Linked DNA regions of Mus musculus: region 2 is linked to region 1. A link is a contact called in ENCODE Hi-C or POLR2A ChIA-PET data. All regions are on one chromosome and are shown on one strand. Each heading gives the region's core, a stretch centred on a gene start or an enhancer-like site at or near the end of the contact. The rest is flanking DNA. Distances are from core to core; before and after follow the strand shown. Region 1 overlaps Gm12216 (predicted gene 12216). Region 2 holds the start of Gm30785 (a long non-coding RNA gene).

Evidence for each region. Hi-C counts contacts between places; a loop is a spot of excess contacts on that map. ChIA-PET counts read pairs that join two places held with the same protein, here RNA polymerase II (POLR2A).
Region 2: a map of T-helper 17 cell shows a loop between it and region 1 (2.0-fold over the local background). The contact joins two enhancer-like sites. A Hi-C loop is called at or near these places in 4 of 37 maps with a recorded cell type or tissue (T-helper 17 cell, adrenal gland, mouse embryonic stem cell and 1 more). POLR2A ChIA-PET finds 5 or more read pairs at or near these places in 2 of 5 experiments (Patski and embryonic stem cell).

What each region holds. Positions count from the first base shown.
Region 1 is chr11:53,792,591-53,798,073 of GRCm38, forward strand. All of the region lies in intron 3 of Gm12216 (predicted gene 12216), which reads right to left. Among named protein-coding and RNA genes, the nearest start is that of Irf1, 25 kb to the left of the region's middle. Within about 2 kb of position 2,126, at least 2 of the 3 ENCODE cell types and tissues checked have a DNase peak (open chromatin) inside an H3K27ac peak, as active enhancers do.
Region 2 is chr11:53,839,504-53,845,355 of GRCm38, forward strand. All of the region lies in intron 2 of Gm12216 (predicted gene 12216), which reads right to left. It overlaps Gm30785 (a long non-coding RNA gene), which reads left to right and starts at 756. Exons shown (of 3, transcript XR_879845.2): 1 at 756-1,617; 2 at 4,342-4,420. Within about 2 kb of position 3,796, at least 1 of the 3 ENCODE cell types and tissues checked has a DNase peak (open chromatin) inside an H3K27ac peak, as active enhancers do.

The DNA.
Region 1 (5,483 bases), core at 876-3,375:
TGAGAAAAATCTCTTTGTATGTATTTTGCTGATTATTCCCTCAATAATAGTAGTCACTGATCATTCCAGTATTACCACATAGTATGGCTACTGCATATCTCTGTGGCTCCTGTTGTCACTGCAAGAATGTCTTGTGGTTTATCTGGGCTCCTTTTCTGTCCATAGATGTTTGGATTATTGTTTGTTTGTCTTTTGAGAAAGGGTCTCAAGTTACCTAAGATAATCTCAAACACACCATCCCTGCCAGCCTGACCTTTAACTCTTGATCTCCCTTGCCTCTCACTATCAATGAGATTATAGGGGTGTGTGTGTCATTCTGAAATTCGGGATTCTTTCTCTACTGTGAAACAGTGAGATTGAAACATTCTGTTCGGCAGGGAAGTTGAGCAGGAAGGTAAACTTAAAATAGCTTCAGGAAGTTCCTGAAACTGACCAGATTCATTAGGCCCTTCCCCACCAGAGTAACATGAGAGGCTCTCTCAGAGGGAAGAAAGCTGAGATACAAAGACAACTCTCGGAGGAGAAAAGCTGTGCCAGCAGACAGCCCAGCTGCCTGGAAGAAATTTAGACAAACTGAGCCATCTGGAAACTCTCCAACCTGTTGAGCTGCCTGCCGGCTGTGCACTGCGCTCCAGGTTCCCAGCTTTGTAAGCTCTCACCCATGCTGGAGTGAGCCTTGATGTTGTAGCTGTCTTTGAGTCATTTCTGCTCCTGTAAGTAACCTCTCACACATATTCCTGTAAGTAACCCCAAAACATATGGCTCACAACTTGGACACTGTATCCATACTTTGGTCTGTCTTGGGCTCCCTATCTGGGGAGACCAGATGTGTGTTGCCTCTCCAAATGGGAAGTTTTATCACACAACAAAACTTGCCAGGGTAAAAGGGTCAGACTATGGCAAGAAAAGATTCGGAGGAGTGGGACTTTGAAATTATAAGGTATTTGCATTTTCATCTTAAATTTTTTTCTTTGCATTTATTTATTTATTTTTGTCAGGGTGTAGGAGATTGTGCCATGGCATATACATGTGGAGATCAGAGGACAGGTGGAAGTCAGTTCTCTTCTCCTCCCGTGTAGGTACCAGCTATAGAATTTATCATCAGGCTTGGTGGCTGATGCCTTTAATCAGTGCTATCTCACTGCCTCTCCCAAATATATATATATAAAGTTTTTATTTGTGTGTGTGCGTGCGCGCACGCACACGTGCATGCATGTACATGTGCGTGTATCCACAGAGGCCACAAGAGAAGTTACAAGCAGTTGTGGATGTTGGGAAGGAACTTGCGTCCTCTGCAAGAGCAGCAAGTGCTTCCTAGCACTGAGCCAGGCCTCAGCCTCTTCAGTTTTACTTTTGGTCTAGAAAGTGGTCCTTAGGGAGGCGGTGCTCTAACCCCGCAGCAGCGCTGTCTGGGTAGAGGAGGAATGGCTGCTCTTTTACTTTGACTCTTTCCTTTCTGAACCCTTCGGCCTGGCCTGCCAGTCCTGTTTCCCCTGGCTCCCACAGGCTAGCACCTCTTTGGTGGCCTTCTGTCTGCTCCTCACACTGGTGGTGCAGTTGGGTGGGGGATGGGAAGAAGTCCAGAAGAGGAAGTGGAGACCAAATACCAGAGAGAGGCACAGCGGAATCTGGTTCCCAAACCTCAATGTTTGAGCAGCATACTCCTTGGAGGACCATGTGGGACCCTTGGGAGGCCTGTTGGGGGGATGCCCAGGTCACCCTGCTGAGGTATGTGTGTATGTATGTATATATATAGTCAGACAATCTACTGCTTGGCACCAGGTTCCCCAGGCATACGTCACATGTGCAGACTTCATCTTAATCCCCCTTATGTCAGAACGCTGAGTGGCTGAGCCAGAGACACTCGGTACAGTACAGTGGCCAACAGCATGGGATCTGGAGCTATCTAAATTGAGATTAAAGTGTGACTTATAACTTTGGGTCAGTCCTTACTTTCTTCAGCCTCGGTTTCTGTATAAAAGAGGGGTAACAGGGTTACTGATTCAAAGGCATCTCATATAGAAAGAGTCTAGCTCAGTGCCTGGCACAAAGGAAAATGAGCTGAACCAAAATGGTAACTACTGTGGAGTTCAGGCTGGAAGCCCGGGCAGGGGGTAGAGGGCCTGTCTCCGCAAGCTGGGCTCTGGCCACTGCACAGATGGTGTTGGTCAGTATCTGTGTGATGATTCAGGAGGTTTGGACTCTGAAACTCACAGGGCCGGCAGAGTTCCGCCCCGCCCCACCCCACCCCCGCTTGTCCACCTTTGTTCATAACACGGTCCCTTTCTGCGGTGCTCTGAAGGGCAATGATTTCAGGCAGAGGAACCTCTGTGCATGTGGAAACAGCAGCCCGCCTCTCATGGCAGCCGCGGCAGCCAATGGGCAGTGAAGACTGTTGCTAGGGTCACTGTGAACCTTATTTGGTGACACGGGGCTGACCGTGCGTTCACCTCTGAGAACCCTGAGAAACACCAACCACAGCTCAGCACTATGAACGTCTCAAAACCACAGCTGCATTTCCTCCAAGAGAAGACTCGACTCTCCCCCTTCCTGTCTCCCTGGACCATCAAGACCGTGGCACTCAGTCGCAAGACAGAAGAGCCTGCTGCAGACTAATGTCGAGCAGGCTTAGTGGCAAGAAGGCAGACACTAGCCCGTGGCAGCTCAGAAGTCCGGACCCAGAGAGGACCAATCTTCCATCCTCAAACATGGCAGCTGCACCGTCTATGCCCCACTCCCCTACTCCCGCACTCCCCCCACAAACACACCCAAAAGGTCTGCTCCTTGCCTCACTTCCTGCAGCCCTGGGAAGCCTGCTGGTGAGACAGAGACAGGCAGAGGCAGGCAGGGAGGGAGGAAGTGGGCTGCCCCTGGGCCCTCACCATCTGCACTGGCCACATCGTCTTCAGCCCAGGCCAGGCCACAGTTCAAACGGTTGGCAGTTTGAGTTTGTCACCTTCCTCTGCTAAGACTTCTAACTTCACATTAAATAAATGAAGCTATTGTCCTATCCTAGACAAACATTGGAAGGAAGATGAGGTGGCAGGCCCCTCATGTTTACCCTGCTCTGTGTGTTTGGGAGATGTATTCATAGTAATAACTGCTCTAAGCTAGGGTAACAACAGGGTACACACACACACACACACACACACACACACACACACACACACACGAAGGCACAATTTAATAAATTTTTTTTTTAAATCGCTCATTTCCCCAACCTTTTAGCTCCTACGTGACGCAATGAAAATGGCTTTTCTTCTGGTCCTTCTGGAGTCAAGTGTCCTTGTGTCTGTGGAATGGGCTACGTGACGTCCAGCTGTTTAGATAAGGGGGCAGAGACAGAGCTATGTTGAATGTGCCACAGGAGGTTTAACCACATGACCAATCCCCACCCCCAACCTAGAATCCTGTAGATACTGGAGACAGTCCAAGTATTCCATGACCTGGGGCTAGAGACTGGAAACTGCAGACTCGGGGTATCTGTCACCACCACAGCGTCACATGAAGGTCTGGGAAGACTTGTAGACACCAGAGCCCCTGAGGCAATAGTAGTCTTGAGGGAGCATCATAAGGACTCCACACTGAGTGTGTACTTGGCAGCACGGGGACGTAACATAAGCCTCACAGACAAAGTCTAAGCCGCAAAGGAGTGCAGTTCACTGAAAGAGGCAGATGCTGGGTATGTTAGCATATAGCTAGCTAGCAAAGGCAAGGTAAAGAGAAGGTGCAGTTTAGTTTCAAGCGGCCTTAACCTAAGGGATGTATGTGTAGGGCTGGAGGGATCTGAGCAGCTCTTCCCGGAGGAGGAGACATTTCAGATGAGATGAAGGGTAGGGTGGAGTCAGCAGGTCAATTTGTAGCTCTTTTGCGCTGAATTCTCTCCTGTATCCTAATTTTGTCAGGAAATCTGTTATCTGTCTGAAGGCTGACCTGCTGGATTACCCAGGCTGCCATCGTGTGTGTACCCTGGAACTCGTGTGTATCTGTAGAGGTGGAGTTAGAGGAGCTGAGCCCAGGATTCCTGATCTTTGACCCCCAGTTAGATTGTGTGAGTGCCTCCTGGCTCATGGGGACATCCAGGCAGGCGGTGGGAGTGAAGGCAGCCCCACTCCCACCCCAGGCAGTGTTGGAAATGGCACACGAAGCCACGTTATGGATTGACAACCCAGCCACCCTCACTGAGCATGCGCCTTTCTCCCTTGGGAACTCTTCCTTGTGGAAGAGAGCCTGGCGCCCTGCAGGATGTGAGGCTTTGATTTTTCCAGTTTCATTTTCCAGTTTCAATTCAGAAGCTGTTCTGCCAGCTTTCTGCTTGCCTTGGTCCCCAGGGCTCTGGAGAAGCTGCCAAGAGGAAGCCGTCCAGCCAGCACCCTGCTCCCGGGGGGTTCCCTGAGGGCAGGCAGGGGCAGAACTCTGTAGGGATGCTCAGAGGGAGCAGATTGGTCTCGAGTCAATGTCAGTCGGTGATTCATACTTTACTTATGGGCAAGTCAGAGGCCAGCAAGACAGCTGGAGCAAACCATTATGGCCTGAACCAGCTCCAAGGCTCTTTGTAGTACAAAAGTTTATGAAAGGGGGTCTCCCTGTTCAGCACCCCATCTTTCCCTGCCTGACCTTTGACCCTTAGTTAAATTGTGTGAGAAAACGCCTCCTTCCTCATGAGGGGAGTCCACACAGCTCTTTACAAGATGGCTGAGATACAGCTCAACAGTTTTACATATTTTTAGGAAGCTCCTTTCCCCCTGCCTTGGTTTCCTTTTCATCAATGCAATGGGAGAACATTAGTAACAGAAACAAGACAAAGATCCCATTGGAGGCTGCCAATCCCCTTTCCTCTCTCCGATGTCATTTCCTTGAAAGTCTTAGCTTCACTCTAAACTGGCTTGAGGTTACTTTTCATCTTTTCCCTCTCTGTTTGGAAACCTGTGGGGCGTGTCTCCCATGCACCCTTGTCCTGGTTTGATCCTGGAGAGAGCAGGTGGATAGTCCCTCCCCACCCCCACCCCTACCCGCAGCCAGCCTGGCAGATGTAAGCGTCCCTAATCTCTAGGGCAAATTTGTTCTTCAGTGCTTCTAGTATCAGCCTTTGATCAATCATTAATCAAAGTTGCAATAAAAACATAATCTTCTCAGGCTGGGCTGTAAAGCCCCAGGCTGCAAGGCTGAATAAATCCTTCTTTGGAAGCCTCACCGTCAAGAGAGGAGGGCCACACTAAGGCTTTGTCTGTCTTGGACGCTCATACATTCTCTGAGTGGCTCTGACATTTGATCTCTCTCTGCCAATTTAAGTTGGAGATGTTGAGCATCCCAGACCAGGTATTCAAGCAGAGACAGGGGGCTATAGTTAGGTCCAAATGTGAGCCACATACCCCCATGGTATGTGGCAACTGCTGTCTTACTGAGTCAGATCTCTGTCAGTGGGAACATAACAGTTTCCAGTGTCTACAGAGCCCCACTGTGGGGGAGCATGGCGGCCCACT
Region 2 (5,852 bases), core at 2,546-5,045, 49 kb after region 1:
TTCCTTTTCTAACCTCTCTACCTGAGAGTGCACATACACTGCCTGGCTGGGGTCAGGAACTGCCTGTCCCTCCAAAGTTGTCCCTCCGGGCTGGCTCTCAGCCATGTCCTAGAGAGGACCAATCTTTTTTGTTAGGATCTGGGGCCTTGCTCCTGCCACTTAGACCTCTGCAGAAACTGCTTTGCCAGCTCAGTAGAGGGCCTGGTCTGGAACCTCTCATTTGCCCTGGCCCTTCCTTGAAGTGCTCTCATTTACTGGAAATCATAAATGGCGAGGCAGACAGCCTTTATCACACCCTGAACAGTGTACTCTTAATAGTTAACAAGCAGAGCTCAAAGATTGGCCTCTCCGTGACTCCCAGTGACTGATATTTGCACCTGGTAACTGAGGTCAGGTTACTTCTTTTAAGTCACATGTTTTGCTTTAGGGCAGGAAGGTGTTGGAGCCACTTGTTGCAAAGACACTGGGAGGTGATCACAGCATTGTTGCAAACCTCGGCTGGCAGCAGAGATTTTGGCTCATGGGGAAACTGGGCTGGCCTAGCAGCTCCCAAACATCCCTTCCATTAGAATCCACCCCCCAGCATTTCACCCAGAGAAAGCTCAAGGCACCTGCTTCCCTCTAAGATACCTGCCCAGGGGAGCCTGGGTTCCTGCTACCTTATCTGGCTAACAAACAAATTATACCGGTGGAATAGCCCCATAAAAAATACAGGTCATATAAGGGTGTCTGAATCACAGTCCGGGCCCCACCCTGCCCCAGACACCTAATCTTGTTCCAGCCTTTGCTAGATCACAGGTGTTTATCTCCAGGTCGCCATGGAAGCTGCTAGTATTAGCAGCAGCACAGCCAGCTTGGCCATGCTGGCAGCCTTAGAGCCTTCTGAGTCCTGGGGCTCTCTGCTGGAGACTGGCCAGCTGGGCTCCAGGCTGCCCAACAGCAGCTTGCGTGGAGAACCATATGAGACACAAAGTAGGAACTTGCTATGAGGGGCAGGTTCAGTTTCAGGTGTCAAGGGTGCTAGTAAAGTCAGATCTGCATTTCCTGTCCTCTGGGACTGTAGACCAGGGGGACAACAGCCTCTGATTGACAGCCCCTGATTCACTTTGTTGGGGGATCGGCTGGCTCCCCAAAGACAGAGATGTATGGAAGACTTGTGAGGAAGGGACCAGCTACTCAGATGGAGGGCACTTGGGTATGGTGCCTGCCTACTGCTCCACCAGACATCACATGCCTCTGTTAGGCCAGCCTCAAGCCTGACCACCTGCATGCCGGTAAAACATCACCTTACCGGCTGTCCCGTTCACGTTCGCACTTCTACCAGGAGACGGACGGACAGAGCAAGCTCTCAGTATGAATCTCTTACTCTCAAGAATGGGGAGCCAGCCTCTGGGGAACACTGCAAAAGGGACTCAAGGAAGAAGCCACTGCCCTCCAGACCTAAAGTGTCCACCAAAGGAAAAGCCAGCAGTGTTCCTTGGAATATTCTAGAACAGGACAGATTTATGAAACTGTGATGCACAGCTAAGTCTTGTGGGAGAAGGGAACCAACCAGGGTACCTGCTGTCACAGTCACTTCAGCCACAGCCACGTTCAGGGGACAATGCCGAGGCGAAGGTAGGCACTGTTCTGCGTCACCTGAGCTCAGGTTTGCTGCACACCAACAGGGCTGCCTTGGGGATCACAGCTGTCTGTTTTTTTTTTTTTTTTTTTTTTTTTTTTTTTCCGCCTAGACCTTACGTGAATCAAAAGGGATAATTATGCACAGCCTTCGGTATTATAAACCTTCAACTTATTTATTTACTTTTGTTGGTGAGAATGGTAGATGGTGTGCTGGTGCTTGCGAAGAGGCCAGAGGAAGGACATGGGATGTCCTGCAATCCCTCTCTACCTTATTCCTCTGGGACAGGATCTCTTAATGACCGTGGGGTGAGCTGGCAGCCATCAGGTTCCAGTGATCCTCCTGGCTTCATCTCCCACGGCACTGCCCTTATTACGGAGGCATGCCTGGCCAGACCGGACCTCTGACCTTTCACACGGGTGCTGGGGATCTGAACTCGGGCTTTCCTGCATGTCACCTGCAGAGCTGCCTCGCCAGCCCCACGGTGTCAAGCTGGTTGCATAACTGTGTTTCCTTTCAAGGACAACGAACTTATGCAGAAGAGATGCTGGGAAATGAGCGGTGTGGTGTCACACTCTGGTTGGCTCCGTTACCCACCCTAGGCAACAAGAATCACTGAGTATAACACAGTGGCAGAGAGCTGGCAAGATGACTCAGTTGGGTAAAGGAGTGGGTGGGTCCAAGCTGCCAACCCGGAGGGCCTGAGTTCAATCCCAAGGACCCACCTGGCAGAATGAAAGAACCAACTAACAAAAGCGATCCTCCGACCTCCACATGCACACGTGTGCAAGCAGCATACACACAAATAAATCTAATAAAAATTAAAAAGCCAACAGTGTGGCAAAGGGATCTTGGAGGTTGTTGGTTTTTTTCAATTTAGAAGCTGCGTTATGTACAGTCTTCAGGAAGCTGGGCTTGGTCACACTCCCTGGCTGTTTCTACTGAGAGACTACTAGAGTTTTTGTTTGGTTTGTTTTTGTTTTTAAAATAGCTCCCACGTACAGGTCTGTGCTCTATAGTTTGCACCTGTCTGTTTTGTTCAAACCATACCACAAAGTATGTGGGTATTTTTGCTCCCATTTTACACATATAGAAACGTACGAGTTGAAAGGCTGAATTCTTTCCCAAGCATGCCCACATGCAGCTGTCTCCTGGGCAACCCTCCTGGGTAGCTCTGACGTCTACTCTATCAGCAGCAAAAGCACCACTGTTCTGTGGCTAAGACCAGTGGGAAGGGTTCTATGGCAACCAGGTAACCAGGGTGGCTGGAGAGAGTGCCTCATAGTCTTGTTCCATAAAGCAAAAAGATCGGCTTGAGGAGCCCATGCCTCCACCCTAACATGAGAGCAGGTGACAGAGCCTGCCCACCCACCTACTCCCCCTCCAGGCTCCAGGAGGATTCTGTGGTGCTCTAAGGAGATTGGCAGGACATGGCTATAGCAGGCAAGGGATAGGCTATACCAGGAACATGCCTTGCCCCTAACCTTGCTATTGCCATTCACAGAACCAAGAGGGTGGCACTCCCTGTCCTTTGCTCCCATTTGCCTGGCTCAGAGGGGCTCTGCATGCCTAGAATTGAGGCTCCTGTGTACTAAGGAAGTTTTCCCCTGCAAAAGCTAGAAATGGTAGGTAATGGTCTGGCCTCAGAAGATCTGTTTGGTATCACCATTCTCCCTAGAAGCCAGAATGAAATCTGGAGGGAGAGCATTAGCCAGACTGACCAGCTTTGGATTTGCCCAGACTTTTGCATCCTTACCATGAATTATTTCATTCCTGTGCACAGATGAGGAAACCATGAGGACAGGTATCTTAGGGACAGTCCAGGGGCATAGCAAAGGTGATCTGGCTGCTGTCAGTATCATGTCTGTCTGTCCTTCCATGCCTTCAAACCCAGACATACAGACATGATGAATGTGTGATTGTTTTGAAAGCCAAAGAAAGGGGTTGGGGCCCGCATGAAATGAATAACAATCATGAAACCCTAGATACAGGGGTGTTTTTAATCTTTTTAAGTTGTGGGGTGGGGGTGTGGAGAAAGCGGTCAAGAGTGCTTGCCTTGTAAGCATGAGGGCATGATTTCAGATGTAAAACGCTAAGTGCATTGCTGTGCGTGTCTGTAATCCTAGCACTAGGCAGATGGAGCTGGGGGTGCACGTCCCTGGAGCTTGCTAGCCAGCCAGCCTAGCTCCATCAGGAAGCTCCAGGTTCAGAGAGACGCTGCCTCTGAAAACAAGACGGAGAACAGCTGAGGAGGACACCCGACACCATTCCCTGGCGCACACACATGCGCGCTCATGAACACCCCACCACCACCACCAATCTTTTGGGAGGGTTTTTATTTTTTTAAGCAGAACCAGAACCCTCTAGAATGGGGGTGTTCCTTAAGAAGTTTCTTTTCTCTTCCCCTCAGACAGGAAGAATAGAATTAACCAAATTTTACACTGGAGACTAGAGAGATCAAGAAAAGGGCGAGCAGCTTATGTCTCCAGGGTCTTGGGGGAGAGGAGAGTAAGGATGTAAGTGCCCTCTCTGGTCAAGGTGGAGTCTCTCCAAACAAAATCAAACCGTGCTAAGAGAGTTTGTATTCTTTGTTCTTTCCTATATTCCACTTTGTTTGTTTTAGGTTTTTCTTTTACATGGGGTCTCCTGAGCCTAGGCAAGCCGGGAACTCTATGCACAATAGAATTTAATTTTTGAATCTCCTGTCTCCACCTTGGCAGGGTTGCGGTTACAGGTGGGCACCACCATACCTGATTTCTGCAAGGCTGGAGGCAGAACCCAGAGCTTCAGGGGTGCTGGGTAAGCTACATTCCCCAGCCTTTCAAGTCCATCTTTCTAACCATAAAGACAGACTGTATTTCACTACAGAATTGGTCAGTAGGGTTCTCCTTCCTCCTCAAGGGTCTGCCACCGCTTCTTAGGGAAGGCATGCTATCCTTTCTTCCCTACTGTAAGTCTGTGCCCACCGCTCAACCTGGTACACTTTAGGTGCTTAGCTGGTTACTGCACACCCAAGAAATAACAAAGGAATACACAGAACACCTGGGTGCAAACCGAAGTTGGCAGGGAGCTGACAGACACCAGTTCATGCAGTCCCGCAGCTCCAGGGACTTGTCTGTCACGTTCTTTATTCAGAGTGAGGAGAATTGGCCAGCTTCCTGCCCCAGCTTTCCCAGTGCCAACCACAGGGACTTTAGGTAAAGTCCCCTTTCACCCTGTGACAGGTCAGATTAGGGAGTGATACTCAAAGATAAATGCAGCCAAGTATAGACTAAAGATACACAAGGTCAGGGCTGGGTGGGGACCTGGTCACAGGCAAAGACACCTGTAGCTGCAGATAACACAAACCAGCCTATGGGACTCTTGAGGTGTGCTGACTCCAATCCCAGCTGGCCCTGTGACCTTGGAAAAGTGTTCAAAAATAAAGCATTGCTTTTTCTAGATGTAAAGCAAAGATGAAAGTTTCCTGTTTATTCTCTAAGCATTCCCTCTGTTTCAAAATGTATTACTTTTTCTTCTTTTCTTTTTTCTTCCTTGGCATCAAATTCAAACTCATAACCCCACCAAAATCTGTCCAGCCAACTTATCTAGCATGATGGCTTTAGACAGCCACTCTCTCTTCACACCTGAGTGTCTAAGACAGACACCACCTGTCTTCTTTCCTCCAGCTGGAACTTATTGGAACTCCTAGGGCAAGTCTTATGTAGCCTGGTCTACCTGGGCTTTTTAGGGTATTTTCCATGTCTGTATAGATGACCCCAGAGTCCTGATCCTCCTGCCTCCACCTCCCCAGTGCTGGGATGACAGTGGCCACCACCACACTGAGTTTTATACAGTGCTGGGGTTGGAGCCCGAGGTCTCTTGCATGCCAGGCAGCAGTCTATTGACCATGCTGGACTGACAGCCCCAGGAGGACTATAAGATCGTTGGGGCAACTGTCTTTTCTCTTAGGCATCTAAAATTCCATGTCAGGCTATAGCTTGGTAGGTAGTAGAACACTTTCTTGTTTTTTATTTCTGTTGTTTTTTTGAGACAGGGTTTCTCTGTATAGCCCTGGCTGTCCTGGAACTCACTCTGTAGACCAGGCTGGCCTTGAACTCAGAAATCTGCCTGCCTCTGCCTCCTGAGTGCTGGGATTAAAGGCGTGTGCCACCACGGCCCGGCTAGTAGAGCACTTTCTTAACATGCATGAGGTTCTGGGTTTAGTTCCCAGCACCACAATACATACATA